2 separate regions of the Mus musculus genome follow, and region 2 is linked to region 1. A link is a loop called in an ENCODE intact Hi-C map of the cell type or tissue named here. Cell type or tissue: left cerebral cortex. All regions are shown on one strand. Each heading gives the region's core, and the rest is flanking DNA. Links, peaks and the distances in the headings are about the cores only.

Region 1 (15,580 bases), core at 4,755-12,754:
TGAGTGGGAACCTAGCAAGATGCTTTCCAGTTTGGGTCAGGGTCTAGCCGCCCTCGGTCCTCCCCAGTAGTCCCTGGGGCTGTGTGCAGCTGCTAAGAAAAGCCCTACCCGTCCTCTACTTGCCAGCCAGCCCCAAGGTCCTCAAGTTCCCCAAAACTACAGTGCTCCAAGGGTGGTTAAAGAACTGTGAAAATAACCTATTTCTCTGTGTGATGGGCAACTTCTCTGTATTGGTACCCTAGAGCAGTTATTTTTAGGTGCTTCATTTGGCCTGGTGAATGGCTTCCTAATACTCCAACTCAGGGAAAAACCAATAGTTAACTCGGGGTGAAAGGGAGTGGGACACGTGTGGAAATGAGGCTGCACAAGAAAGAAAGTGCTGCAGAAAGTGGGGAATCCAGACACTGGAGCTCCAAGTCAGGATTCTCTCTTCTGTCTCACAAAGGGCTGCTCCCTGGAGCCCAAGGGTCAGAGCCTGTTCCAGCATCCAGCTCTAATTCAAAGCTCACCTTCTGGCACCCAGGGCCAGGTGGCAGAGCATGCCCCTCGGCTTGTCCTCAAAGGCACTTACCTAAGTCCCCACCCCTCTGTTAGGATGATGAGACCCTTTTTCACAGCTGGTATCCGGAGTCACTAGCTCACTGGGATGTGTCCTGTCCGCCTTCCCACGTGAACTCTAAGAGTATTCAACTCCCTAAGGAGACTCATTTCCCCAAATTTCTTTTTTCTACCAGAGTGGGCAGATGAATAGTGAATGAAAATTTCTTTTCTCTCTCTCTCTCTCTCTCTCTCTCTCTCTCTCTCTCTCTCTCTCTCTCTCTCTCTCTCTCACACACACACACACACACACACACACACACACTTGGGGGGGGTGTCAAGATGAACTGGGATTGCTCTGCACCAAGCTCTCTCAGCCTATCCATCCACCCTCGCACTTTCCCCTCTCACACTCTTCCGGGTGTGAATTATGACAACACTCTGAGCTACTTCAGTATCTTAATAGGCTTCTACTTCTGCAAGGAGAGGGCAATTTCTGACTCTTCAGATTACTTTACAGCTAAAGGAAGATGCCAGTGACAGAAGGTAAGGGTGGGTGACAATTCTTCAGGAAGCTCAGCCATTGACCGCCCCCCTCCCATTTAAAAATTATTAGTGCTATCACTATTCCCATATCCTAGTGAGGTTTGTGTGTCTGTGCGCTAAAACCCCTAGATGTGTCACACTTTGTCACATCCTCTGTGTGTGTTTTTAGAGAACATTTGAATGAAAGGCTCGGATGCCAGGTATTGGTGACACAGGGGGTGGAATTTTCAGCCTTCCACAAAGAGTTGGCCGCCTCTATTTGCATAAGGTCAGAGTAGGGCTTGTGATAGAACTTTACCAGCATCTCTGTCTCTTAGCAACACTCCTGCACTCTTGGTCCCTGCATTAAATTGACTGGTCCCTTCCTTTTCTTCCTTTCATTGGGAGGCTTACAATAAAATGTCACCCTTCCAACCTGTGCCTGTCACCCAGTAGGTCATCTGTATCTCTCTCTCTCTCTCTCTCTCTCTCTCTCTCTCTCTCTCTCTCACACACACACACACACACACACACAGACACACACACACATTTTCCCTCCCTCCCTTTCCCCTCTCCTCCTCCTCCCCTTTCTCCAAAGCTCCAATTAGAGACTGTGAGGATTCCCTGGGCGAGATCCCAAATCTGTTTTATTTTATGGTGTTAATTAATATTAATACCACTTCTCCCTTTGTTATTAATTTTAAAAAATCTCTCATAAATGGGCAAGATAAGGAGTAAATTGCCAGCACCTGCCAAACAATGGGTCTGGAGAGGGGCACTAAGGCAGATGGAGATGGAAGGTCCAGGGTTTAGGGTAGCCTCCTTGCCTATTCATTTGCTGAAGGGTTGGATGAGCTTAGAAGCCTTGGAAGTGCTTGGACTATGCCAGGCAGTCCTCTTGGCTCTGGGATGGGGACCAGTGACAGGATCCAGATGCTGATAGGTAGTGTTAATGGAGGGTCACGTCTGGACAATAGTATCCATCACTTGCCTCCTGGCTCTTTTGTCAGATGGAGTCATTTCTGACTACTCCATCACTCAGATTTAGGATAGATTCAATAATTACCTTTGCCTTGGCAACAGGATATACAAATTGGTACCCAAAGGACTAAAGAGCAACAGTAACAGTTCTTATTAGCACTTCTTATTATTAGCTTGCTATACATCCCTTTCTTATTAATTTTGAAAGAACATCCTAGACACTTGATGAATCCTTCCCTATTTTATTCCATCACTAACTGACCAGAAATACAAACCCACAAGATAATAAAGGCTTGATTAGTGTACAACACACACACACACACACACACACACTTTTGCCTGAAAATCTGAATGATTTCCATTTGCTATTTTTATCATTTTATTAGCAGCGCAAATTAAATACTCTCTGAGTTCTCTACAGTTTTACAAAGTTCTGACTTAGGAAACACCATCTGTGGACCATGACCCATAGCAACAAAGTTTCTCACCAGTTGAGAAGTGCTTATACCTGAATGAAGGTAGAAGTTGTATCCAAAAGGAGAGATAGAAAATGCCTTGATATAGCTTTTGTTTCTGAAGCTAAGACTTTGTTTAAGTAAACAAGAGTTTTTGTTTTGTTTTATTTTTTTAACCCTGAGAAACTGAGTGCCTGAGAGTCAGCATGAAGATGCTGCACTTTTTTCAAATCCATCTCTTTCTCCTTGGACTTAGAAACTGACCCCCCTTCTTAAAGGAGCAATTAATTTTCTGAAATGTATTACTCATCCATTTAAGTGTTGAAAATGGTGAGATCTACATCCTGCTTTCCCTGATATTTTTACAACCTCTTACCTCTGCTTTGTCATCTCCTCTTTGTGGCTCATATACCCTGTAATTCTTCCCGGTATAAATGCACAGGTAATGGGGTCTGAGCAATGCACCCAGGGTTAAAAGTCAGCCAGTTGCTCTTTAATAATCCACATGTCATGTTTCTTCCGTGATGTCAAGTTTGCTGAGGAAGATAGACAAGGGTGAGGGCAACCACTTGAGTTTGTTATTCTGAGTCTCAGAAGAGAGGAGAAATGCAAACAACAAAATGCCCCCCAACTGTTTTAGCAATGGAGGTGAAACAGCCTACAGCGTTCCTAGAGCAAATGGTGCTCTCTTGCTGCCCATTTTCCAGACCTCCAGCAAGATACTTGAAATGTTTGCAAAAGTTGGCACTGGAGGAGGCATCCCATTCTCAATGATCGCTCCTTACAAGTTTGCTCCCACTTCATGCCTCCATTACACAATTCCCAAGGGCTACTCCTACCCATCTCCTTCCCACAATAAGACCACCTAAGCCAGAGTAATTTCACTTACCATGACATTTCTTTCTTCAACTGTCTGTAGGTGACCTTTCTCCGCAGGACGACTGTTTTTCAGAGGCATAGCTTCCAGTGCCTTTGCCTCACACCCCACCCTGTTCATTTTCTTTCTAGAAGGATGGGGGGAAATTCAAGATGTATGCCTCTTTCTTTCAACAATTTGCCCTTTCCAGGAGAAGAGAAGGGCATGGTGCATAGACACAGATAAGAAAATGAAAGCTCAAGGCCTGGAGTTACATTCTGGAGTATAAATTAGAACAAGATTCCAGATTGAAGGGGCGGCAGGCTTAAATGCTAAGTTTTGCTTTTACTTTCCCCAGATGCACACAGGGTCAGAGAGTACAATCCCCAACCTGGCTCCTATTCCTCTAAGGCCCCTATTATCCTCTCAGATAGTTAAGGATACACATTTACATAGACCATGCCAAGGAAGTCATTTCCTTTACAAAGTCTTTCTCCCAACCGGTTTCAAAATCAAAATACTGAAGGAACTTTTTAACAGGTTTTTAAATTTTTATTTCATAGGCTACTTTTTAAATGAAAAGAACAACACCATTTCACAAAGCTGTTCCCACTAGCAGTAAACAGCCGTTTGGAGAACAACTTTTCTGCATTTGTTTGGTTCTAAAAGATTTCTAACAAAATAACATAAGAAGAGAGACACAGAGTTTTCTTTCTATGGTCTAATTATTGCTAGTGATTCATCTTGACAGAAGCAATAGTTCTTGTTACATTCATCTTACAACCTCACTGTTAGTAATAATTAAAAAAAAATCCTCTGTCTTGTGGAGTGTTTCCCCTCATGCTCTTAGTTTTGAGGCTATTTAATTTTCATATCCATTTTTGCAGCTGTGATTCGGCACACAATGGGGACCCCAGGCATTGTTTCAAACTCAGTTCTAACCACATGAACTTTCTTTGAGTTTTGTTAGACACTGGAGATGAGGGTGTGCTTGTACTCTGGTGCAGGTGGTTAGGGGATGTAACAGGGTTCCAGGGAGTACGAATAATTATTATTTACCAAAATCAGACAAGCTTTGACAGAAAAAGAAGAAATGGTTCTGAAAAGAAAGAAAAAAAAACAGACATAAAAGTGGGGGTGGGCTGAGAAAACAGGCTTAGGAAACTGATCTGTTGTGTCCTGGAGGGGACCTGGAAAAGGGGTCCAAGATCCCGTCTGTTTGGAGCTACAATCTTTTAAAACATTGGATTTTTTTCAATTTCTCTAGTTAAACAGGAGCCCACAAGCTTCCAGCTATATTTTGCTTTATTTTGTTTTGTTTTACCAAGCAGGACACAGGAAGGGGGGAAACGTGTGCCATAAGCTATGAATTTATAGTGTATCTATCTACTCTCTCTGCCTTGATTACCGAATTAGACAAGATCGCTCACACTTCCCTTGCATGCGTTTTGGAAACGGAAGGGGAAAGGGGAAACTGCAGTTTCTTTGTAACAATTTGCACAGCGCCCTGAGTAATAGTATCAAAAGTCTTTCTAACTTGGGGCTTGGGTTGAGCTGGACCCTTCAAGCAAAGGAGCTTGGCGAGGGGGCTAGCTTTGGCAACCGCCAACTCTGACTCTCTGGGAAGGGATTCTGGGGCGGACGTCGGGATAAAAACATCCCACCTTTTGCTTTACAGCGTTCCTCAGAAGTCTCTTGAGCCTTCAGCCCTCTCCACCTGAGCCGCCATCCTCAGGCCAACCCTAATCCTACAAGATCCACATCCAGCTGGGGTGCTTGTGCTCTGGCATGGTCTCCTACTCCACAGTGCACTTTAAGCAGAGCAAATTCTACAGGTCTGGACAGCTTCTCCACGGGATATAGGTGATTTAAAGCATTTTCAGAACTGGGGGTGGGAGGCAGGAAGAAGGACACACTCCCCAGCCCTGAGAAATCAGGACCTCGAAAGACCCTAGACCAGAAAAAACCTGGAGTGAAAAATGTCTGTGCTCTGGTGTGTGTGTGTGTGTGTCTCTCTCTCTCCCTCTCTCTCTCTCTCTCTCTCCCTCCCTCCTCTCTCTCTCTCTCTCTCTCTCTCTCTCTCTCTCTCTCTCTCTCTCTCTGTCTGTCTGTCTGTCTCTCAGTCTCTGTCTCTCTCTGTCCCTCCCTCCCTCCCTCCCTCCCTCCTTCCCTCCCCCTCTCTCTCTCCCTACCTCTCGCCAGCTCGCCTAACTTCAGGAGGGGTTGTGGGGAGTGGGGATAATTCTAATAAAGTCTAAAAGAAGTTTGAAAAGGGCTGGTCTTGGGCTACAGAAAAGCAGGTTCTCTCAGAGGACCAGGAAGAAAACAGCCCGGTAAAGCGAAGCCTCCATTTCCCTCCTGCTTTTGAAAAACACACAAATTTGCAAATTTGGGGAGGGCATAGGACCAGCTTTTTATGGCACAATCAGCTGCAAAAGCGAGGCCGCGGCTACAGAGAGGGAGCTGTAGGCCATGGGCTCTGGGTATAGGTTGCAAGGCCATCGAAGGCTCGAAGATGCGATCTGATCCTCCTCTGCGGGCTGTGTCTCTGCGCCGCTCCCACCCCGCCCAGTCGGCAGCCGCGACCCTGAGTCTCGCTCACACCTATCATTTGGAGCCATCTTCGCTCAGTCTTCCAAACATTCCGAGCGTTTTTTGATTCCACTCGCCGCTACTTCTTATTGAGTTCTCCGCGGTCTCCCTGCAACTTGTCATAGCCTGTAATAAAATGCCCTTTCTGTCGGGAGTTAAAGTCCAGAGGGCAGCGGTTCTATTTGCAGCTGACAGCCGAGAAAAGGAGCCACCGCGGGCTCGCTTTTGTCTGTCTTGGGGCTTTAACTCCTGCAGGGCCGGCTGCAGAGAACTAGCAACTTGGAAAGCCCCTAGCACTTTAGGAGGCCTCAGGTAGGGGTCGCATGCCTAGACACCCCACGCCTGCGCCTGCGTCTCTCACCTGCATCTATGTCCAACCCTCATCAAGGAGCTCGGTGCTGAGAAAGTTCTGGACATGTGAGGCTACATACTACACTCTGTTGAGAAGCAGTCCTCAAATAAAAGTCCCTGTTTACACTTTACTCTTTGGACAAAGTGGACTTGAGGAAGAGAAATGCTTTGCTAAGTAGGGAGGGAAGGACAAAAGGATTTTAAGATTACTACACGGTCAACTTCCCAGGAGCTCCCCCCACCCCCACCCCGCTGAGTTATCAAATGCTTCATCATTTTCCTCGGCCAAACTGTCCTATAAGTATTTCCATAACCCCGGGATCAAAATAGGAAAAATTATGCATGGTTTTCTGTCCCCCACTGCACATCTGAATTGGTAAGGTGGTCAGAGCTCTGAATCTCACCTGCTTGGGAAGTGCCCAGCCTCTGAGCTTGTGTTCCCAGTGGACAACCTGTTCTTGGTGTGGGTGCTGGAGCTGTAATCTGTCTTCACAGACTCCTGACCATAACTAATTCGATGTATTTAGGAAACCACACCACTTCTTACCTGGCCAACCCTTCCAGAAGTCACTATAGAATATTCTAAGTAAGGGTTTTGGTGGTGCCAGGGTCTCCCAGACATTGTGTCTGTGCCTTCAACACTTGGTGAGTTTAGGGAGTCAATGGTGGTATTACCTGGTAAGGGAGGAGAATTAGGAATTCAGGTCAATGAGGACAGGGGACTGGGAAAGAGGAACCAAAGCAGGGCTCCTGCAACTATATTACTAATTTGTCTTTGGGACAAAGGAGATGCTGGCCATGTTAGGAAATCATGTGACAAGCGTTACCATATCATTGGCACTTTCCCATTTATGCATCTTCACTGTGATCATCTTTTCTGTGTTCCCAATGAGAGGAGGGTAGATGTGAGACTGTCTTCATTCAACATAAGAGCCCACTGTCCCCTGGCTTTCTGGCCTTTATATCTTATCTAGTGTTCATAAGTACATCTCTGATATACCATGTACATCTCACATACAATGTACATACGATATACTTGAGTATGTCTCTCTTGGGTGTCCCCCAAGGAGATAAACACCACCCCATACACACATCTGATTCCTGTGTGCCTCTCTCACTTCACACACTACCCTCACTAGCACCAAGAAGCTACTAAGACTTGAAATCAATACTGTCAAAATGTGGGAAACCCGAGAAATTGACCAGCTGAACTCCGCAGATGATTTCCTTCTGGGAGATGGAAAACTGTGTGCCCTAAACTGATAAAACAGAGAAACTGAACTGATTCTGTCCGAGAGTGAGGTTCATACACTATTCCTCCACAGAGAGTCCATTGTGCTCAGCTTGAAAAAAGATATTTGAGCATTCTACATAAGAAGTAGGCAGTGAGATGTAATGGGGAGATACAGTAGAGAAAAGTTTGCTATCTAGGACAACTTAAGCAGGAGAGATTTATTTTTAATCCCCTAAAGAAGAAAAAAAAATGAATCAATGGCAGCATGGGAAAGCACTTTACAACACTCTTCTACCTCATCAGCCTCTGTTCCCGCTTCTCTGTTTTCTTCTCAAGTTTGATCTGTGGGTCTCTAGCAAGACTCTTCACCCAAGCCAAGAGTGGTAGCTTGACAGTTTTCTGCCGTGCCACAAGCTTTGTGAAGCTGACTGCTTCTGTCCCTTTCCATCCTTACAAAAAGCCCAGAATTTTCTCCCCTGCTCCAGACAGCCAACTTTTACAGAAACCACTGTTCATTTAAAACACTAGTTGGAGTACTCAGGTCCTATCTGACGATTTAGACAATGATGTCCTCATTCCCCCAGTTAGCTGGTGGGTTCTATTCAAAATGAAGCTGTTCAGGGACACGGAAAAGCCAGTAAATTTCCCAATCCACAAAAGAAGATGATGCTTTCTGCCTTCTGCCTATTTCCACTCAAAAGTGAATAATGCCCCAGTTACCACCAGGCCTGACTTGATTTATCTTGGTTAATAGGATTAACATGTCAGCCTCTCTCAAGAACTTCCAAGTGCATACCCGGAGTGTCACTGACTGGCTGGTGTCTTTTCTCCTCTCTGATGGGCATAATGACGCACCTACAAGCAGAGGGCCTTTGTCCGGTGGGAGCAAGCAGATTATCTGTCTCCAGTGAAATAAGGCGTGTTGTGGCCTCCCTTGCCAAGACTCAAAGCCAGAAGCCAGTCACTATAAAATAATTGTGTCTCTACCTCACCAGTACACGGTCCCTGCTTCATTTGTCTCTTGACTGTAATTGAATGGTTGAAGAGCAGAAACATAGACAAATTCCAGCTGTACTGAGATCTGTTTCTTCCTCCACTACCTCGGCCCATCATTAGATACTTTCCCTTTCTGTGCAGGAGGTCAGAGTGTATAAATATAAATTGCATTTTGCATTACTTCTAGATGAGTGAAGCTGTCAAAGCAATAATATGAGCTTTCAGTCCCACATTCTACCACTTCTTTCCCATTTTTTGGCCAGGAGGTCATGTGCAAATTGAACGTGACAACCCAGAAGACATGTCCAACAGACTCGTATTGTTGCCCGGCTCAGCTGCCTGGTTCATAACAACATTAAACCCACATTAGTCCCCAGCCTCTGCCAGGCAGGAAGCTCCCAAAGGCAGAGTCCAGGCTGCTCTGAAAGTTCACTGTAGTGGTGACATGTCATCTGCAAGTCATTGGCAGCAGCGACTAAAATATTTGCCACATAAGATTCAGGAGGATGTCCCGCCACAAAGACGAGGGTAGTGTTCCATAAGACAAAGGAGAAAGCACAAGGTGAAGTGTCAAAAGGGCCTCCGGTACTCAAATTCTCAAACACACACACACAAGTGGGGGCTGGTAAGACATATCCTTGATTCCATGAGAAAGTATGCGTATTTTCCAGGATCTTACTGCAATGTGGTTGGACATAATTTTTGCATTATCTCCACAAGGAGACTGTCATTTTGAAAACCACCTGAAAATACCCACTGACTTTATCCTCTCACTAGCAAGTCTTGATAATGAAATCCAATTCCATAACCAAGATGAAGCCTCAGCAGCTTATAACACAGCCCTAAAATGGTGACTCTCCCCCAAACTGCACTGTATTGAAGGGATATGAAAGTTTCAATTTCGAGGACACCGAGAGACTTGAAGGATCTGATCAGCAATTATCTGTCTGCGTGACCCATTCATGTCTTGCCCATATTGCAGTTAAGGGAGAGCTGTTGTTCACAGACAGGGTGTTTGATGGCTTCTAGGAAGTGAGTGGCTGTTTTCATTCCTGTTCCAAATGGACAGGTGTCGACATCAGAATTGGCAACCTGGTTGGCAGACTCAGAGAACGGCCAACGGACAAATTGTTTATGCAGAATAAACTTCCATCTCTCCCATGATGACAGTGCATATGTGAATATGGTAGGGAGGGAGGAGATATGGAGATGCTGGGGCAGAAAGATTGATACAGGTCCACAAAGCATCAAGGGGCTGCAGCCTCTTGGCTCCAAGTGGCGCCATATGCAATGGCACTTCTCCTGGAACTTATTGTGCTCTTAATGCACAGATGAAAGTCACTTCACCTTCCATAAGATGCTCATATCAATCTCAACAAATAAAATTAATCGAGGCAAGGGTTTGTGCAGACATTGTTAAATGAGCCACATCTCCACACATCCTTTCTTTCTCAAAGAAAGTGTCCTTATTTTTAATCCCTTTGAGTGAACTGGATGTGTTTAAATATGGACGATGAGAGCTTGGTTACCGAGGAACACACCTGGGAATACCCAATTCCAATAGGAAGATTCCCTTTGTCATCAGTAGACACCATCATAGGTTACCACATACTACCTAGGGTGATAACTGAATTTATGGAGGTATCCATGTCTCCTATCATTTGTATTGATAATTCTTCCAGTTCACTTATTTGTGCTGAATTTCACCTCCTGGGTAATGCCCAGCGGTTACCAGTATCATACAGTATGATAGTTGTGCATAAGGAAAACAATACTATAATACCCCAAGATCTAATGTCTTATTGCTTGGTTTTGATTTTGTTTTGTTTTGCTTTGTTGTTTAGGATAGGGTCTGTGTAACCCTAGCTAGTTTCAAACTCATTGTGCAACTGAATCTGGCCTGGAACTCTGGGTCTTCCTGCCTACACAGGCTGAGTACTAAGGTTGAAGGTGTGTGTATGGACTGTTTTATTGCTGGGTGTAGCAGGTACATGTGTGTGCTACATGTGTGCAGGTGTGCATAGAGGCCAGAAGAGGGCATCAGATACCCCTGGAATTAGAGTTACAGATGGTTGCGAGCTGCCATATGGTGCTGGAAACCAAACCCAGGACCTCTTGCAAGAGCTCACTGCTGAACCATCTCTCTGGCCCCCTAATATACTCTTATTATCATGTGTTTTGCTATCACATAAATTATGGTTGCTTTAACTTGAAAAATGTTGGTAACAATATTGAAAACCCTGTTGATCTGACTAAAGAACAGAAGTAGGCATTAGTTGGCACACACATATATGCATGCATACACACAATACAATCTACATATAATTGCAGACACTTTTTTGGGGGGGTGCATATTTTTAATTACATTTATTTGTGTGTTCATGTGTAGGTCAGAGGACAACTTGTGGGAGTTGGTTTTCTCTCCTTACAGCTTGTAGATTTCCGGGAATCAAACAAGTTGTTAGACATGGTCACCAGCCCCTTAACCCACTGGACCATCTTGTTAGCACCTATCTCTGGTTATTAAGAATGTCTAGTTGGGCACTACAGCACACACCTTTAATCCCAACACCTGGGAGGCATAGACAAGTAGGTCGGCCTGATCTATATAGTGAGTTCCAGATCAGCCAGAGCTACACAGTGAAACCTTGTAGCAAAAAACCAGAAACATAGGCTGGTCAGTGGTGATGCATACCTTTAATCTCAGCACTTGAGAGGCAGAGGTAGACAGCTCTCTGGGCGTTTAAGGCCAGCTTGATCTACAGAGCAATTTCCAGGACAGCCAGGGATACACACACACACACACACACACACACACACACACACAGAGTCTCAAAAAAAAAAAACCCAAAAAGTATAGATATTCAAAAATATAAAAGATTAGTCTTTTGATCACAAGTAGAATATGTCTTCTCCTTTATCCAAAGACTTTGATGGAGCTAACTTCTATACTTCATAAAATGTCCTGCACTGCATTGAATATACAACTTAACTCTCTAATATAGGAATATTAATAGTTTTTAATTTATAAATGTATTCAAGGATTCTTCAAGTCATGTTTTTCAGAAGAAGAGGATTTTCTCAGAGACAAGTACAGTTATTGCTGTTGTTCATAACAGTCACAGCAAAGACAGTGAAGGTGGTCCCTCCCTAAGGTCATTCTCTTCCTCTGGGAAATGGGAATAATGATGCCCAATGATGACGTTAAGAACAAAGAAGTTAGATAAAGCATAAAAAGCATCCAGCATGGTGAAGACACTGCGACTTGCTGGCCCAGCTCCAGGTTTAGTGAGTGGTTCTGTGCCAAAACAATAAGGAGGGAAGTGACAGAGAACGCCCAAGACCTTCCACTAGCCTCCACATGACAGGTACGCACACCGTACTCGTGCATCACACACACAGGCACACACAAACTTCACATGTTCTATAAACCCCAAAATGTGTCTTAGAATCTGAAGGAGAGTTCAGAGAGTCAGGATATATTATTTACTCTCTGATGTTGCTGATTCATTTCTACAAGCAGGACTAAAACTTTCTAGGTGCACTTTTAAAGATAAACTGAAGGATCGGTTAGAGACTCCTCACTGAAGGGATGCTGAAGCCAGCAGCCTTCAGCACCTGCTTAGGTTTACGTCATCTGAAAAGATCACAGCACTTCTGGTGCTTGGAGAACTTCACATTGAACCAATCATTCAATTTTTGTGGAGAACTTTCCAGGAGGCGCCACATATCCTAAACAAAGGTTCATTTTGATAATAATACTCCCTAGCTTAGTAAACTTCCTGGTATTCACTCTGCTGTGATTTGGATGTGTGCCTTTTGAAGACCCTTGTGTTGAAGTTTTGGTGGCAGCTTGCTGTGAAGTTGAGATGTGCTCCGGCCCAGTGGGAGGAAGTCAGGTCAGGCTAACACTGCAGTTCTGTGTTTAAAACCAAACATTCATTAACCGATTAGGTGAAAACCAAATTGTTCAAATAACTACTGATAGAATGGTGTGTGTGTGTGTGTGTGTCTGTGTGTGTGTGTGTCTGTGTGTCTGTGTGTGTGTCTGTGTGTGTGTATCTGTGTGTGTGTGTGTGTGTAGTGTGTGTCTGTGTGTGTGTGTCTGTGGACATTGTTTGATGATATTTAAAACTCAGTTATACTAGTCCAAGGAAGCCAAAAGGAACTGACTTTGATCCATTCTCCCTGAGCATGAAGGTCTAATTCTGTGAGAGTAAATTGGATTCAGGGAACGTTAAAATGTAGGCAAAGAGAAGTAACTCCTCTTTCAGCCACCACTCAAGGCCCAAACAGCCAAGTGTCTGGCATTTGCCTGTCAGCTGCTTTTCTGACCATAGGGAGCAGCCCAGATGACAGCGACACAGATGGACATCCTGAATGATTAATGCGTCTACCAGACCCAGTAGAGGAGACGCTGAAAATGGTGGCAGATAGGAACTAGTCTCTTTGTGTGGTGTTCCTTCCAAGGTTGATATGGAGAAGAATCAGGCAAAATTCCAGCTCTGTCCTTTGCTGGAAAATCTGATGGCAACCTTTCATTTTCAAGACCCAGCTACCAAAACCTGGCTTTTCAGAAGTAGCTGGGACAGCTACCCACTGTGACCTACCCCCTGTGACCTATCACAATGGTTTTGAGTCTCTCTCTGTTCCTCTCAATCTCTCTTCTTCTCTATCTCCCTCTTCTTTTTCTTTCTTCCTTTTTGCTTTCCTTTCTCCCTCGCCTTGTGAGATGATGCATCCTTCTTTTATGCCCCTGGGCTCCAGCATAGATTCCATCCAGTGACCTCTGAATGCTGACTAGACATCCAGAGCCAGCCTTCCAAAGTGAGGAACAAAGGAAAATGTGTGGTGCTAGGAAGAGTAGGAGCCGTGGAAGTGGGAGAAAAAAAATCCCTGAGCTATTTGAGCACACCCACCACTTCCTACCCAAGTGGGCCATTCCCCAGCAAGGTGTTCCTAATGTAGCAGGAACATAGGACACGAAAAGTTCACCATTAAAAATGGGTACCGCATGAAAGCATAGCCTTAGGGCATTTCCCAAGTTGGGGCCTCTTTCTTGTGTAGTGGTTTGCTTTGTCTTGTTTGGGTTCTGGATATTGAACTCAGGACCTTACACATGCAAAGCATGTATTCTACCACGGAGCCACACCCCCAGCCACATGGCTTTAATATTTGCAACTTACTATGAATATGTAATAGAGGCACTTACTCTTCCAAAATTGGTTTGTTTTGAATAGGCAATAGAAACATGAAAAAGGTAGAAAGGAGAGGGAAGCGCGCTGCTGGTCCTGCCTCTTCACTACTGCTTCTGCTTAGCAATGTTCTATTTCAAAAAGTTTACAAAGACTGAATGTATGTGCTGAGTGTGTGTGAGAACTTGAGCCATTAGGTTTCATTCCATTCAGTGTGTGAGTGTGTGTGTGTGTGTGTGTGTGTGTGTATGTGTGTGTATATGTGTGTATATGTATGTATATGTGTGTGTATGTGTGTGTATATGTGTGTATATGTGTGTGTATGTGTATGTGTGTGTATGTGTATGTGTGTATATGTGTATGTATGTGTGTATATGTGTGTGTATGTGTGTATATGTGTGTGTATGTGTGTGTGTGTATATGTGTGTGTGTATATGTGTGTATATATATGTGTGGGTATGTGTGTGTATGTGTGTATTGTGTGTATGTGTGTGTTTGTGTGTGTGTGTGTGTACAGTTTTAGGTAGATAGAAAGCTTGAATAGGAAGGATTCAGAGGTCACATTTTTCTCCTACCAGCTTCTATTTTTTGTTGTTTTTTTTTGTTTGTTTGTTTGGGGGGGCTTGTTTGTTTGTTTGTTTGTTTGTTTTTCAAGACAGGGTTTCTCTGTGTAGCTCTGGCTATCCTGGAACTCACTCTGTAGACCAGGCTGGCCTCGAACTCAGAAATCCGCCTGCCTCTGCCTCCCAAGTGCTGGGATTAAAGGCATGTGCCACCACTGCCCGACTCCAGCTTCTCTTAATATGTATATTTTGCTTTGATACAACAGGCTTCATCATGGCCACATCATGATACATGTGTGAGTATGTTGCAAAACTTAAATATTATTTCAAACTGGTTATAGCAAAAATATACATGACTGTAATTCCGTATAAACCTTTTTTTGCATTTAAATTCCTTTTTCAATATATAAACAGTGTGTGATGTACGCATAACAATTCACAAATTATTTTAATTTAGAAGTCCCAACTGTTAGAAAATATATATCACATGAAATTTTAAATATTTTCTGTGTGTCATTGTGATGGCTTAAATAAGAATGGTCCACATAGACTCTTGCGTTTGCATGCTTGGCCCATTGGGAGTGACACTATTAGGAAGTATGGTCTTGTTATAGTAGATTTGGCCTTGTTAGAGGAAGTTTCTCACTGTTGGGTGGGCTTTGAGGCCTCAGATGCTGAAGCCTAGGCTCAGTGGCACACAATTCCTTTCCTGTTACCTGCAGATCAAGTTGTTGAACTCTCAGCTCCTTCTCTAGCACCATGTCTGCCTGCATACTGCCATGCTTGCCACCATGATAACGGACTAAACCTCTGAAACTATAAGCCAGCCTCAATTAAATGTTTTTCTTTGTAAGAGTTGTCACAGTCATGGTCTTTCTTCATAGTAATATAGAAACCCTAACTAAGACACATGTGATATGGTTGTTGAGATTTTTTTTTTTTTTTTTTTTTTTTTGGATTTTGAGACAGAGTTTATCTGTGTAGTCTTGACTGTCCTGGAACTTGCTTTGTAGACCAGGCTGTCCTCAAATTCATAGAGATCCTATTGCCTCTGTCTTTCCAGTGCTGGGCTTAAAGGAGTGTGTGACTACCCCTGGAGAGAGGTTTCTATAGCTTACATTTGGACTCACTGAGGGCGTGGTATGATCTGTAGATGTTCACATGTGTCAGCCATTACTGTAACATACAGAGTTCTTCCACCCTTTGCAGTATCCTGTGTTCTCTACCTGTTTACCTGTCTTTCCCCATCAACCCATGGAAATAACTGATGTTTGCCCTGCCCCTATGCTTTTGTC
Region 2 (15,580 bases), core at 4,394-12,393, 80 kb after region 1:
CTGATGGACAGGCGGAGGCAGCCTCTCAGCCTTGCCTGTGCACACCCTCTGTACACACATGTAAACGCACATGTATCAGATGCACATTTGTCAATGTACCCAGACAAAGACGTCCAAGACGACGCTTCTAGGTCATAGAACAGTTGAATATGGACTTCATTGTTCAAATTCTCTTTAAATACTCATATAGTCATTAAAACACACCCAGCGAGCCTGCTCCAAATGGCAATAATACCAGCATAACTCATAAGAGCCACAAACACGCCATAGTCTACCTCAGCCACTGCAGGAAAAACAAACAAACCCTACTGTCCGTGTCATTCATCTCAAGACGCTCAAACCAATGATATTGATGTATCTTTGACTTTGTGCCTCAGTTTTAACCATAAAGCATATATAGTTCTATAACCAACCTCCAGGACACATTATATTCTACTGACTAAACTTGCTGTTTGATTTAGACCCGCTAGTTGATTGTGAGAATTCCATAATTGTATGAGAAATTTGTTTTTAATAGGGAATACTTTGAACCAAGACAAAACTAAATCCATAAGTCAAACAGGTTTACCAACAATTAAATTATTTTTTTAACATAAAATTTGCTGAGCTACAAGAGGGAAAAGAAGACACCACAAAGAGTAAAACAACAACTTTAGGAAGCATCCTTGGTAGTGCAGAAATTTGGCAGTGTAAATTTTACTTTAGTAAAATGAACTGAACATACAGTTGACATGAGAAAACCACGCTTTCGGGGCAGTTTCTTTTGCACATAGAGACAGAGTGTGAGACAAGGAGGGCAGAAAGATATGGGCAGGCAGACGCTGACTTTTTGGCAAAGAGAAAAAAAAATCCTATTTAAGCTTCACCCTGAAATCTTTCTCAGCCTTCCCTTTCTCCACAGAACTCACATATTGCACTACAGCGGCAGGTGCTGTGATTATTTGAATGTTTTAAGAAATAACAAGCTATAGCAGGTACTAGCCTATCATAAACCTGGTGTGTAATAAGGTGGTCATAGAGTAAAGCTAGGCTGAGCACTTCTGGCTGATTAGAGACACCATATAACTTTCTCCTACAGAGAATAAGAAAGATAGAAAATAAGTCATTTCAGAGAATTGTGGGTCTTTAAAAAAAACTTCTCTGATTTAAGGAATTATTTGATACTGCAAATGTCAGATTAGAGGCAAGCTCAGCATATAGTGAGACTGAGGCTGACACAGGAAATTTAATAGGTAGCCCCATCTCGACTTAATAGATGAGCATAATTGATTATGGAGAAATGTTAATCTTGCCTCTCCAGTGCAGCCATTTCCATGTCAAGATTACTTTTTACACATACACACACACACACACACACACACACACACACACACGAAGAGGTGATTTTTGAGGAGAAGCTTCGTGTGTGTGTTCCTCATTTTTCAAGCTAAAGAAATTATAGACTTCAAATATATATATATATGTATATATATATATATATATATATATATATGTATATATGAATTGTAGAATTACAGCCAGCTAGGCACATAACTACCACAGAGTTAGAGGTGCTTCACTTTGTATTTTAGGACTCATTTAGCTATAGAAATGCTGTTTAGAAAGGGAAGGGAAAAAAATCACCACATGAATTGTAATTAATTTTACTGAGAGAATGAAGAGACAGGACAGCCGAATTGGGGATGGGGAGGAGCAAAAATATTTTTAAATGCCCTTCTTAAAGATGCTCAGCTGTCTTAACTCTAAGATTTAAAAGTCCTAAAATTAAAAGATACAACTCTATATGTTATTATTTTTAAAAACTCAGCCAAGCCCTTTACTGCAAATGTAAATCTATTTTAATGAGAATGGTGGCAAGCTTTATTTGACTGGTCAAAGTTAGGGGAAAACATTTGTCTTAATATGAAAAAAATATATATCCTCAGCTCCCAGGAATATGGTTTCCTTGCAGAAAGTGGTTGGCTAGTCTGTAATTCTTTACAGATTAAATCACAATATGAATACAGACCCCAGCAATTCCGAGTTTAACTCTGAGCTCAGTAGAATCCAGGATCCATTGAATTTCTCCTTTCCCTCAATCTAGTCGTGTGTGTTTTTCTCTTCCACCACACTGGAGCTCCGTGAATAGAGAAGGGGCTTCCATTGTGTCCCTCTGAACTTCCAAGTCAATGCAATTTTTAACCACTGGCTTGTGGTACTTTGAAAATCACCAGGGGCTGTCAGAGTTGGGTCCTCTGAAAAATTTACAGTGCTAAATCAGAGCATATGCTGGGAGGGAAAAAATTGCTTAAGATTGAAGTAAGTGCAGTATCTGTCTGCCCCCTAGTGTAAGAGTCCTTGCTGCCTAAAATCCAACTTTAAAAGAAAAGGAGCCCTTAAAGGGAAACGACTTGGGGCTCACGTAGGCATAGGAGAATGAAACTTCTGTACATTTTAATCTGAATAATTCTTCAGGATTGAAAATTATTTGGTTGTGGCTTGGTTGGACTGTGCTGGGATCTCGCTGCCTCTACGTTTCCGGAGTCTCTAGTGAAGAGATGATTTTTTTTTTTTTTGAAACTGGGTTTATGTGCGTCCCCCTCACCCCTCCTCTCTTTTTTCTTTCTGCCTCTGTCGTCTCTCTCGCTGGCTTTTTTTTTTTTTTTTTAATGAGGAACCGTTCCATGAACATTTTGCACAGAGCACAGAATTGCTTCTAAAGTCAGCCCGGCGCAGTTGCAATAGACAGCAAAAAGGTAAACGTTTGCCTGAAATCCGCACGCCAGCTTCACCACCCCGCCCGATGGTGAGTACCCTTCTCCTTGAGATTCTCCTAGCTTAACAGAGCGCTCTCCTTCCGGAACCGCGGCCGAGGGCGCCAGGCAAGGCTTTGGTCCCTGCCTGCCTGCCTGCTTGCCTGCCTGCATGTCAGCTGCACAAGGTTGCAAAATGAAGCGCAGAGGCAAATCGAACAGGAAATTCTGATACCCAAAGCCAGCCTAGCAGCCCCTTCGCTAGCAAACCTAGACAATCTGCTGCTTGGAAAACCAGGCATATAGGATTGGTTTTCAGTCAGTTCTATGGAAGGAAATGAGTTTGAGAAGACAGGACGAGGAGATGGGAGGCAACCGCAGTCTTTATGCTTCGGTTTAATCATATTTTGGCAGCTTTGCAATTGTATCCCCCCCTTCCACCTCTGCTACCACATACATGTAATAAAATATGGCAACGCACTGAATTGACTGCCCCCACCCTCCCCCAGACCCCTTCAACCACAGTCCGAGGCATTGCATACACGTTAGCAAAGCGATTTTCTGAAAAGCCCCAAGTCATCCCCAACCCCACACAGCACAAGGAGAAAAGTGAGAAAGAAGAGAAAGAGAAAAAAATACAGTAAGCAAACATACCAAAACCATATTTGCCTTGTTCAAGGTCCCAAACCGCTTGCATCTTCCTTCTAAACTGGAATAACTCTCCTTTAGTTTGGCGGGTGAAATAAATGCTTTGTTGGCCCCCTGAAAAGATGTGTCTTTGATAATTAAAGAGACTCTCCTCCTCGGTGTTTATCTAAGCGATTGTGCAAACTGATAAAAAAGTAGGCATTAGTCTGCAGGGAAAAAGAAAGGTGAAAGAAGAGATCTTCCACCTCAAGGAACTGCTTCCCTGTGTACCAGGCGCTCTCAGCCGTTGGAAAAGCCTGCACACTAACTTTAGAGAGAGAGAGACAGCTTCAGGGAGCTTTGTACATAGCTGCTGAGGAATGCAAGCCTCGCCTTTAAGAAAAAAAAACCCCAAACCGTAGGTAGGAGCTGTCTGGAGTGATCCTTGTCTCTCATCTGATGCCTTAGAAGGAAGAGTGCGTTGTTACACCTTGTTTGGGGCTGGAAAGAGGAGACTTTAAAAACACCCTTCCAATTGAAAAAAAAAAAAAAATCTCCCAACTTAATGAGTTTAGTCGGAGGCTGGAGCAACCCGGCTCAGTCTTAGCAGAAAACCGAAAACAACTATAGGCAATATTGCAAAGCAGGACAACCCCGAGGCACAGCCAAATTCCACCATTTGGGGTTGAGAGGGATGGAAGCTAATCCTAAAGCAAGTTGGGGGGGAAAAACCAGAGGGGGGGGGGAGCTGCAGCCTAAGACTGGCAGACACGGTCCTCTCACCCTGGATCAAAGATAGAACTTGAAACAGGAGGCCAACATTTTTTCCTAGGAATCAATTGGAATCCTCATTTTCTACTTTTAACTCAAGTCCCCCCTCCCCAATGATTTTTCTTCCTCTCCCCTGTGGATTAGTGCCTCCCTCCCCTTTCTACTGTCCATTCTAGAACTTTCCTGAAGAGGAAATCTATTTCTTTTGGGAGGAGGGGTTCCCCTATTTCATGCCTTTAAATAATGAATACTTAATTCACCCCTCCCCTTATCAATTCCCCCAAACGAGTAAAAGAAGCAGAGATACAATAACTGGCAAAACTTGAGAGCAGACTGAGCTGTCTCTTGCAGTTTAGTACAGTTTGAACTAATGGATTTTTGTTGTTGTTGTTGTTTTGTTTTGTTTTAAGAGGAGAAGAATGGGGAAACATGAATCTTTTATTTTAGGAAACTGTTATGGTAAGATGTATGTCAGACTTGACAAATGGAACGAACGCTCTTCACTGCTTCTTGTCCCTGTCTTAAACAGGAATTAAGTTAAACACAGTGCTGAATGTTAATTACATGTTTACTGGCTAATGAAAATTACAAATGGTTTTGCCACCTCAAACAATGATGAAACTCTGAAGACACTGTAATTATATACTTTGAGGGAAATAACTCAGAATATTGATCATAAGAAGTGTAAATCTTTTTTAAACTATTCATTAATACCATAAATATGGGCTACAGAAGTTTTTCCTTGCGGTTTGTCTCATCAGTTACAAAGAGTGGATAGCTGGTGGGACTCCTCCGAAGAGGAGGTGCACTCTGTCTCTTAGAAGGAGGCCACGTGTGTAATTCAGTAATGCCCCCTCCCTTCTGCCCCGCCCCCTTCATCCTAGTTGAAGGTCGAGGGATCTCCAACAGGGAGGCCGGGCTCTGGGCAGGTGAAGGTGATCTAAATCCGGGCCTCTCTCCTCCCCTTCTCTGGCCCTCTCCTCTCCTCTCCCGCCTCCTTTTCTTTTCATGCCAGGTCTGATCGATGACCACCTTCCCCAGCCTGGGCGCCTGGGATAACCTAATGAAAGACCAATTAGACCTGGCAACTCATCGCCACCCAGCTCCCTCCTTCAGAGGTGACTAGGGCATTCATTGCCAGAGAAGGTGGGGGGTAGCGATAGGGATGGAGGTGGCTGTTGTACCAGAAAGGTGGCTCAGACGCTGAACTAGAACTGGGCTTTGGAGTAATTATTTTGTGGTCATTTTCTTCCAACTTTGGTCAAATTTAGAACACTGGTAGCCATTCCAATCTTGAGGGTCAAAGGTGAGAGATGCACTAACCCTAAAAGGCAGGCCCGCCTGACCGAAAGGCCAAATCGGGCAGGGGCATGGGGTTAGGGTGAGGGGTGGCAAAATTCCATGGCTCCTCCAGGGTGGGGCCGGGGTGGGGGCTGAGAGCTGGTATGCAGGAGTCCATCACCAAGTGCAGGTTTAAAGTGAAATATTGAAGATTTAAAAACAAGTGTTCAAGGGTTGTGAGACTGGAGTCCTCCTTCTCCCTGTGAATTCCCAAGGCTCTGGTCTTTGTCTTAGAAGGAATGGAGTTTCTGAATGGTGTGAAAAGGACAGAGAGGGTCGCTTCCAATCGATTTTACTTGTCCTTTCTGCCTTTTCGGATCAACGCCCTTCAATGGACACAGAGGTGCTCTTTCAACCAAAAACTTGTGCTACATTTTCTGCCTGTATTGGTGCTAAATACAATAAGCGTCGGGCAGATTTTCTTCTCTTTGCTCTCCAAAGCCAAAAAAAAAAAAAAATCATCCAACCAAACCCCCCACCCTAATTAAATTGTTTTATGTGGACAGTCAAGACAGAGCAATTAAGTATGCATTAGTATAAAGATAGACTCTGCAGATATGGCGTTTTAGAAAGCCATGGTTATGACAACAGCGAGGGTATTAAGATATGGGGAGGGGTGCAAAGACACAGCCCAGTTGCATCTTCTTCTCTGGGCCCCAGGGGAATGCAAAGGCCCAGGCCTCAGGTGAGGGGAAAACAGGTCAGCTAACAACAGGTGGGTGGGTGGTAGCAGTTGAAGACTTGTAGACCCGAACCCCCAAGCTTAAGAGCAGAGGAGCTCCCCCTAACCCCCATCCCCAGGAATGGCTGGATAGTCCTCAGTGACGAAAATCAACTCTGGTAATTTAGCAGTCCCAGGTGGCGAGAGTCCTAGGACAAGGTGAAGCCCTGCAGTGTCCTACTCTGCATCGAGCTCACTTCCCGGGGTCCCCCCTCCCGCCCCGGTCAAGGTGGGACTATGTAATCATGAAGTTGTGTGAGCACGCCCAGGGTAAGCGCTGCCACCGTAGCTACCTAGACCTCAGCCCTCTAGCTGCCGAGAGTAGGCCCCCTCTCAACAATTCACAACTAAGCGCCTTTTTGCTTCTAAGGAAAGGGGCGTCTGGTGGAGAAGAAAGTCAAGTTCCCACCCGACGACCTGCGCGGTCCGACTGGCAGCAGGAACAAGATGCTGGAGGAACAGAAAGAGCGGGAGGGGTCGCAGAAAGGGTGCGGGGGGGGGGGGCAGATCTCTAGCGCAGCAGCAGCTCTCCACCTCTTTTCGGCCTTAGGAGGCGTGGGCGGGCGAGGAGCTTCGTGCCCCGAAGGGGACGACCCTCAAAGCAGGGGCTGGGGCCTCCCTGCGTGGCTACGCAGGACTCTGATAGGTGGTCCTGGGCCACAGGGTAGCTAGCGCGTCTCACGAGCTCCGGAAAGGGCTCTGAGGTGTCCCGCGCGCCCTAGGGAAGGAATGGGGGAGGTGTGGAGGAGATAGTGGCAATGTGGGCAAGTGACTGAATGTCAAAAGTAAAAAGGTTGAAAAGGCAATTTTCCTGACGCGCTTTGCCCCCCTCATTTCTCCTCTCCCTGGAACTCCCGCCCGGGCTGTAAATCTGCGGCCGGTGGCCAGGACACTGGAAGTCCCCTCGGCGGACCCGAAGCGGCCCCGCCCGCAGAGAGCACACCTCCCGGTGGGCTCCGCATCGATCCGACGCCTAGCTGAGGATGTCACCGCACTAAATATTTACTGATCACACACAAATAGCCAGAGCTCGAACGATTTTCCTCTGTGAGGAGAGCGCAGAGAGCAGGGTAAATCATTTTATTAGTGTGGATAAAGCCCAGAGCACACTCCGGGCTGGAGTGTTTTAAGATGTGTCTTCAACGGGATGAAAAGAGTTAGGGAAATCGATACGGAGTGATTAGAAGCCCCCGGGGTGACGAAGGGGGACCTGACTAGTCGGGATTTGGCGGGGCCGAGAGGAAGGAAGCCAGCTCCAAGGGGGACTGCCGGACCATCGCCAGGGAGCTCAAGCGCAGGCCTCGGTCCCTCTGCCCTCGACGGAAAAGGTGGCAGCGCAGCCAGAGATAGGACTCTGCTGCCTGGCTTTGCAAATAGGGCTGAGGCGGCCGCCGCGGGCCGAAGGCTTGGGAGCACATCCGCTGTACACCCGAGTGGGATGACCAGGTGGCCACCGGAGTTGATGGCTTATGCGAAGCAAGACAAGAACATGTAGTCTGGCGAGGCAGCCTAGGTAGCCAAGGTGTGGCTCCGATGGATTGCTTTCTTCCCTTGCCATTTTGGAGACTCCTTTTAGGTGCCACTCCAGGCTTTTACAACTTTCTTCTCAATCAACCTCCATCTCTCGTCTTATTTAGCATCTCTAAAGAGGACCCAGTAGCCCAGCTCCATCAATGGCTTGGCTTTCCATGCTATCTGCCCAGTGTCCAGGGCGGCCACCGGGTGGCGAGACACCCCCCCCCCCCCGTGGAATTTGCAGAACAGTGGATTCTAGGTTCGCGGCTCAGCTCTCAGGCAGGTGGAACGAAGTCTAAGGCCATGGATTAAGGCAGGGGCACCAAAGGAAGTCGGAGGGCTGCGGGTTTTCTCAGCGAGAGGGAATCAGCTTTAGCAGGATCAGGTCCCACCCCAGCCAGTGGGGACCTGTCTAGGACCCAAAGATTAGATACTGGAAACTAAAGTGAAGTTCACGGGGCGTTAGGTAAAATTTACTGGAAGTTAGTAAAAAAAAAAAAAAAAAAAAAAAAAAAAAAAAAAAAAAACCTCCGCAAAGCTAAGCAGCAATGTTCTGGCTCCAGAATGGCTTTTCACTCTGAAGTGTGAGTCTCGCTGCTGTGAACAAACCTTAGAGCTTCGAAACAGCTGCAAACAACCCAGTAGGCTCTAATTTCTTGGAGGTGGAGGGTTAGGGCACAAGATGAGAAAAAAGAACAAGTCTTTGCCCTTTTCCTGCTTCTGACCTTCAAAGGGGGTGCAGTCTTTCAAAAGAAACGGATAGCTGCCTACTGTGTGTATGCGTTTACACGTTTTTATGTGCATCTGTGTGTCAAAGGTGTACCTTCCCATTACTCAATGTTCTTAGCAGCTTGGGCTATTAAATTCATGCTACCCTGCATGTCCTTCGGTGCAACAGGAAATATAGCTGAAGACCCAATTAACCGTTTTCTAGAAGTTTTTTTTTGTTTTGTTTTGTTTTGTTTTAAAAATATGAATCCCAGTGGGTTAGAATGGTGTGTCCAGGTGTGAGCCTCCTGCTCCCTCCATAGTAATTCTCTCATTCCTGCATTGGAAGCTAGCAGCACCGATGACCTGGAGGAGTGTCAGTTTAGTCTCCATTAATCCTTCTTGGTCTTGGCTACAGAATGAAGGTTAACTATGCTAAACTGTTCAAAGATTTAAGAAGGGGTGAAAGGAGGGATATAGAAGAAGAAGGAGAGGAAGACGAAGAGGAGAAGGAGGAGGAGGAGGAGGAAGAAAAAGAAGAAAAGATGGTAGAGCCAGGGAGGGAAAGAGTGAAAGGAAATGAGAACAAATGCACTTTTTAGCTGTAAGGGTTTTAGAGCACTTTGCCTGTCTCTTATGTCCCACCCTATCTTCACTGCAACGCCTTGCAAGCAGGGGTTTCTATTCAAAGACAACAGTTTCATCTGTCAAGGCAAACTCCAGGAAGTTGGACTTAGGGAAATAAGAAAATAGGATGGAGTAAATTCCCCCTCCCCTCTTTAACTGATCACCCAAATCGCTCTAACAATATTTTACAATTTGTATATTATTATAATAACATGTATATGTATATATGATCATTGTGTGAGAGATTAAGAAAAAAAACAAACAAATCCCAAGATATGGTTTACCTTCTTTCATTGAAGCAAAAGCTAATTTAAAATTGTGTCAGCAGCCAAATTATAGCCATAAAGTCTGGATGAGATTAGAAAAATATATTCAGCTGGCTTCCAGTGTGGTGGCATTTCCATGGGTCCCAAGATGAGGGGGTTTGTACAGGAAGGTGCAAGCATGTGGTGGAGGTACCCTCTCAATTTTAGAAGCGTCTTGATGGATTAAAGGTTCATACACTCAAACACTAGATAGAGGCTGTCACTCATGTGTACGGTCCTGGAGGCTGGCAGAAGGCAGTGCAAAAAGACTTCTGAATGAGCTCTCTGGATTCAGCAGTGCTGGAAGACAAGCAGAAGCAACTCAGCCAGGGTAATGCTATTATGGCTTGCAAAATCACAGAAAGGCACTTCAAAGTGCAAGCTTCAGATTTCCAGTTGGAAGCTTTGGCAGGGTATTTAAGCAAACAGTGAACATCTTTTCCCTGATATATTTATTGTAAAATTCAAGGCTATGTAATGTGTGCATGAACACATAGTGTGTGTGTGTGTGTGTGTGTGTGTGTGTATATGTGTACTTTCCAGCTCATTGATGACTTAAATCTTAAATACTGGACTATCGACAATGGCATTGCCCATTTTATCAAGCCTGGTATGAGCTATTTATGAATTTAATATTAACATTACATTGCAAGTTAACTCCTGCTGAGAGAGTTCCAAAGTCATCTGAGATCATGTGAGCAGCCGGTCTTATTTAGACCTGGACAAAGTCAAGAAGAATGGTTGGACGCTGTATGTTTTAATTCTCAAAAGCCTGTAATGCTATCTTTAAAACAAGAGTTAATTTTTACTATGTAAAAAAACAAAACAAAACACCTAATTGATGGTATCAAGTGCTACATGAAGGTGTTAGAAAGAAAAATATTCAGAAAAATTAATATTGTTAATTAGCTGCATGAGTGAACTTCAGGCAAATACCAACAGCACAACAAACGAGGATTCATTTGATTTAAATTCCTTTAACTACACAAGCAAAGTCAACTTTAGGAGGAGAAATGGGATGTATGGATTCACTGTTGTTTGTTTGTTTTTTAGGACGTTTATCCACCCTGCTTTCAATACACAGCTATAACGAGAATAAGTTGATAGCCAGAAATTGGTAAGCTGCCATAGTAGAGGAATACTATGTGTTAAACTAGAGAACATCCAGGGACTTACATTATCAGCTTCATTTGTCCTCTTCAAAGGCCACTTCCTTGAAAATGAGTAGGTACATGCTAAAAATAAATAAATCCTGTACAGAATGTAAAAAGGATTTTTAAAAAATCACATTTAATTTCTTGGTTATGGAAAGTATTATCTTGAGGGCTTGCAAACTGTAGTGTTTGAAAACAAATTGCATTAGCCTTGTTGTTTGGAGTACAAGGTAGGGAACAGTAATTTCCCTACCCATCTATTGGAATTTATTATACATTGGTTAATTTTATTTAAGAGATTCCTAAATACATGACTATGATAAATTGATTGAGATACTGTCCTTTAAACATTCAAAGTAAAACTGAAACCATTAAAGGAAAGAAATATTGATTTTAGTGACAGATGTCACACAGGGTATTTCTTGACAGGACCACATCACCTCATATGTCAAATGTCAAAGACAAGAAGTTAAAAAAATCAAGGCAGCCTATATCTTTGCCTATTATATGTTAACTTATTTAGTCTCAGGGATGCTGCAGTATTCTGTTGCATAGTTTCTTGTTGTTGGTTACATTTCCAAACACTCAAAAGAATGTAATGCCCTGAAATTTCAGCATGGGGGATTTTTAAAGTTGTTTGTTTGTTTGTTTGTTTGTTTTTGATAGTCTTCTCCGATGATAAAGACTTAGCTTACTTACCCATTGATTCCCCACCCCCAGGTGATTTTGGTTAACTTAATGACCTTCAAAATCATGTATTATCTTGCAAAAATCTATATTTCTTATATAAGTTGAAGTCAAATGAGAGCTGTCTGATCTTTCAAAGATTGTACAGCTCAGTGGTCTTCAGTTACTGACGAACTAGTGATCATGCCCAGGGTTTGGACAAAAAGGATGCCCTCATCTGCATATTTATATTTATACATATTTTTGTGCACGTGTGTGTTACTGCCTGTAGAGGCTATAAAAGGGGATCCAGTACCCAGAGTTATAGGAAGTTGTGAACAACCCCACTTGGGTGCTGGGAATCAAACTCTGATCCTCTGCAAAAGAGGCAAGTGTTCTTAACAACTGAGCCATCTCTCCAGCCCCTGCTTCTTTCTAAACAAGTCTTAAAATCGACACTGATGTAGTGTGGATGAATGTATAATCGGAAAGCTGTGGACTATTTCTATTTACTCTGCAAATGTCTTTTATCCTTATGTACTTTAAAGATCAGAATTATCGAGCCCCTCTAAAGAGCAGCGAATAAAGTTTCTAATTATGGACAAGAGATAAGATGTTTGCTTTGAGGTTTCAGCAACACAAAAAAGTTTTCCTAATAAGACTGAAGCAACTCTATCTTAGATACATTAAAATAGGGCATATCTCAGACATGGCCTGGGTTTATGTACTTCTGCCCTATTGCTTCTGACAATAAACTAGATGGCCATTTATCTTCAGTTACTGTCTTATTTGTTAACAAAGTAAATGTTTGAAATTAAAAATGTTTCCAATGATCTTGCTTATAGAAGTAAAAACATTAGTATCATCTATATTAAATAATTATATAAATTATATTATTTACTTTAATTAATACTTTATCTTATTAATAATTAAGTTAATAATATATTTATGGGTATAATCATATAAACTATATTGTTTATATAAATTATATTAAATAATGAAATAAAATATTATGTAATATTTTAATTCAGACTTGTATGTCTAGTCAGTAATGAGCAGTTTAAAGCCTCTTTCCTTCAAGCAAAATAAACAAAGTAATACTACATATGGTAGCTAAAACAAAACCCTACCAAAACAAACAAACAAACAGACAGACAGACAGACAGGGACCCTTAGAATTCAGTCTCTTGGAAATACAGGCACACTGTTTTTACAACTGAATAATTTTTTAAAATGTAATTAGTATTTTTACTTATTCACTTTACATCCCCCTCACTGTGCCCCTCCTGATAACTCCCTCCCACAATTCTTCCCCACAATTGAATGCTTAATAAGGTTTTGTTTCATCTCATCTACTTACCAATATGGCACAGTTCTGCATTATGCAATTTCTGCCTTGAAAATCAAATTGTAACAACATGCCATCGTAGGCCTTTCTGATGAAGGAAACTTTGAAAACCATTATTTCCAAAATTAAAAAAAAAAAAGTGACAATTGGCAAGGCAGGTTGGTGTGCCTCACTCTTTTCAGCAATGTCAGAAAGGTCTTCTTTTAAGAAATTACTATACTGTCTTGTTCATCAAATGCAAAATGTGAAATAATAATGGAAGAATCACTGAAGGAAAGATTCTCTTCCATTCTTTACTACTTAGGACCCAACAACAACAAACAAAACAAAACCTATTCCCCATCTACCTCCAAAAGTGGTCCCCAACACTTGGGAAGGGTTTCTGTGTAACAGCTGGATAACTTCCAGTACTCTCAGTTTCTGAACTTTTCAAAGACACCAGCAATGGCCAGCCTGGAGGAGGAAACAGGGACCCTACCTAGCCGCAAACTTGAGAAAATAACTGTTGAAAGTTTCCAAAGGAGGTTTGAAGAGGCAGGGCAGTGAGAGCTGATAGAACCAATTTTATTTTTTTCCAGGCATTTCTAACTTTTATGACTATGTCCCCCCCCCCCCCACCACCACCTATCTGTCTTTGTGCCTCCAGGGTCAGGGAAAGAGCAGGGCAGATTCGAGATTGCTTTCAGAGTTTGCCTTCTCTGATGATGGATTACCATGTCAATTTAAACGGCATAGGATTAATTTGTTTCAATGATTTCTCTTTAGGCTGAATGCCAGCCGTTTTCTATCTCTCCCCTTGCTCTTCAGAACCACAACAAGAGAGAGAGAGAGAGAGAGAGAGAGAGAGAGAGAGAGAGAGAGAGAGAGAGAGAGATTCCATATTTTAAGTTGAGACAGTAATAGAAATAGACAAGTTGTGTGTGTGTATTGTTGCAACAGTTAGAGGTTTGAGTCCTTTTATCTCTGAAACATACAGTCACTCACATTAAAATGAAATTGGTCCCAACATTTATTCAATAAGCACTTGTCTTGTAGATAATCCACTGCAGAGTGCTTTTGACATATAAGGATTTAATTTCTCTTGGACAAGTTATTAGTACAGCACCTTTAAGCTAACCACCTACGATAAGGTTATTGAGGTCTCTAACAACCTTAAATGCTCATTGTCAAAAATAGTTTGTTTAAGGGAGGGGGACACTTTTGAGAATTCATAGTTTGCACATGCATACACAAGAGTAATACAGGCAGCTATGCATGTTTATTCGTGTACACAGACAGCTCCCTACTTCACACGACCACATTCAATGCTGCTGAGACAAAAATTCTCCCATTATGCAGATGTATCTTAGCTTTCCAAAAATGAGAGTATACAGACTTTTCATTATGGAAGGATTTCTAAAGGACACAAGGAAAAAAAAAAGCTATTCAAATTCACGTTCTCGGTGAGATCAAATCTATTATGAAGTAGTGCATGGTTCTAGAAAACACTTAGGTACCATCCAAAATCAAGCATCCTTCCACTCTTCACACACACACACTAAATTCGCAGGTAGTTACAGAATGCTGCTGAAAGTAAGAGTGATTCAAGTAAAACGGTGTACCCCAACGTGTTTATTTTTATTTCCCAGTTTGAAGGGTGCTCTTTCAGCAGACTCAGAAAGATAGGAGAGGGATTCCCATCTAAGGACTGACCATCTTGGGAAAACATGACTGTTCCTAATGGACTCTCCTTATTTCAGACACCCCCCCACACATAAAATTTAGCATCATAGTTCAGAATAATAAATTGCATTTGAAATCTGAATACAAATAGATTGTATAGCCTTCTCCTTTCTCTCACCCTCTCAATGCACGGCCGCTCTTTATTTGTGTAGCTTCCACTGTCTAAGGACAGACACAATCAGAGTCCAATCAATGGCTGTCAGAACTGAATCTATGCAATTTTAATTTGTAAAAAAAAAAAAAAAAAGTTGTTGGTTGGTAACCTTGTCCTTGTGGGGGAGACTGTGTATCCCTGAGAAAAACAAAATCTGGGAGCGTTCTCCCTGAGAAATGATGTTACACATGAGCAGGAAATTCAGGCAAGAAAGGCTAATTGAATAGAGAGAGAGAGAGAATTAGGTTAAAAAAGAGAGTACAATCTAGTATCACATTTTCACTAGTGTAACTTGAAATGAAGGTGTCTCCGAGTCGCCAGTGATGCCAGAACGTTTAGATGTCGGCCACAGATGGGAACACCTATTGAAATGTGTCTGAGGAAGATTAATAGGGTTTGTCACTGTTGGAAAAGCACTGCATGGCTGCAACTTTCCACAAGCCCAAGATGAATTACCGATGAATACTCACTTATCAACCCCATCACTACCGTTCGACACTAAATCAAATTGAGAAGTTATCTGCAATCAGAAAATTTCTTTTTAAAATAGACGTATACCTTTAAGCCCCAACTCCTTAATAATTACACTCACAAAACAACCCCCACCCCCACCCTAGGTGTGTCTTCGTTGGCTTATGCTGAATTATAGCTCAATAATGAATATATTTTTAAAGTTCACACACAAACGGACATCTGGTCAGACTGCGAAGTTTGACAGCATTTTAATGAATATGAAGGCTTCTTGGAAATCATCATTTAATATTTCGGCAAATGTGTTCTCTTTTACTTTTTAGATCCCCCCGCCCCCTTAGTGGAAAAGAAACTCGAGAGTGGATTTGATGTTGTAAACTCTGTGACTGCACAGTTATCTAATGATCTCCTATAATGAAATTATGAGAATTTTGAGTTTAGGTAGGTAACAGAAGAACAAGATTAAATGGATGATAGTGCGAGATAGCCATGCACAGGTTTTTAATGGTTTACTGATGCTTCATGTAGCTCATTTGGGGGATATGTTGAGACCTCTATTGGACTATACATGGAGTCTATGATTAAGCTAAACTCAGTCCCCATCTCCACATCTGTATCACCTCTCTTCTTACACAGCACCTCACTCTGTCACTATGTAGTCCTGGCTGTCCTGAAACTCAGAGACCATCCTGCCTCTGTCTCACTGCTGCAGTGATTA

What was found. Hi-C counts contacts between places; a loop is a spot of excess contacts. Peaks named below come from ENCODE experiments on the same cell type or tissue, not always from the same donor. Only the 100,000 strongest peaks of a DNase experiment are listed, where the experiment ranks them.
Region 2: a loop joins it to region 1, with 6 times the contacts of the local background. A loop is called at or near these places in 2 of 42 quality-filtered maps.

What each region holds. Positions count from the first base shown.
Region 1 is chr7:70,282,136-70,297,715 of GRCm38, forward strand. The region is part of intron 1 of Gm29683 (predicted gene, 29683); the gene reads right to left. Among named protein-coding and RNA genes, the nearest start is that of Gm29683, 48 kb to the right of the region's middle. In left cerebral cortex, for the core only: no CTCF peak of the experiment used is centred there; no DNase peak of the experiment used is centred there.
Region 2 is chr7:70,362,707-70,378,286 of GRCm38, forward strand. B130024G19Rik (RIKEN cDNA B130024G19 gene) reads left to right here and starts at 2,677. Exons shown (of 11, transcript NR_045850.1): 1 at 2,677-2,785. It also overlaps a transcript of Nr2f2 not described here. In left cerebral cortex, for the core only: no CTCF peak of the experiment used is centred there; a DNase peak (open chromatin) is centred at 7,684; H3K4me3 peaks cover 929 bases; H3K27ac peaks cover 818 bases.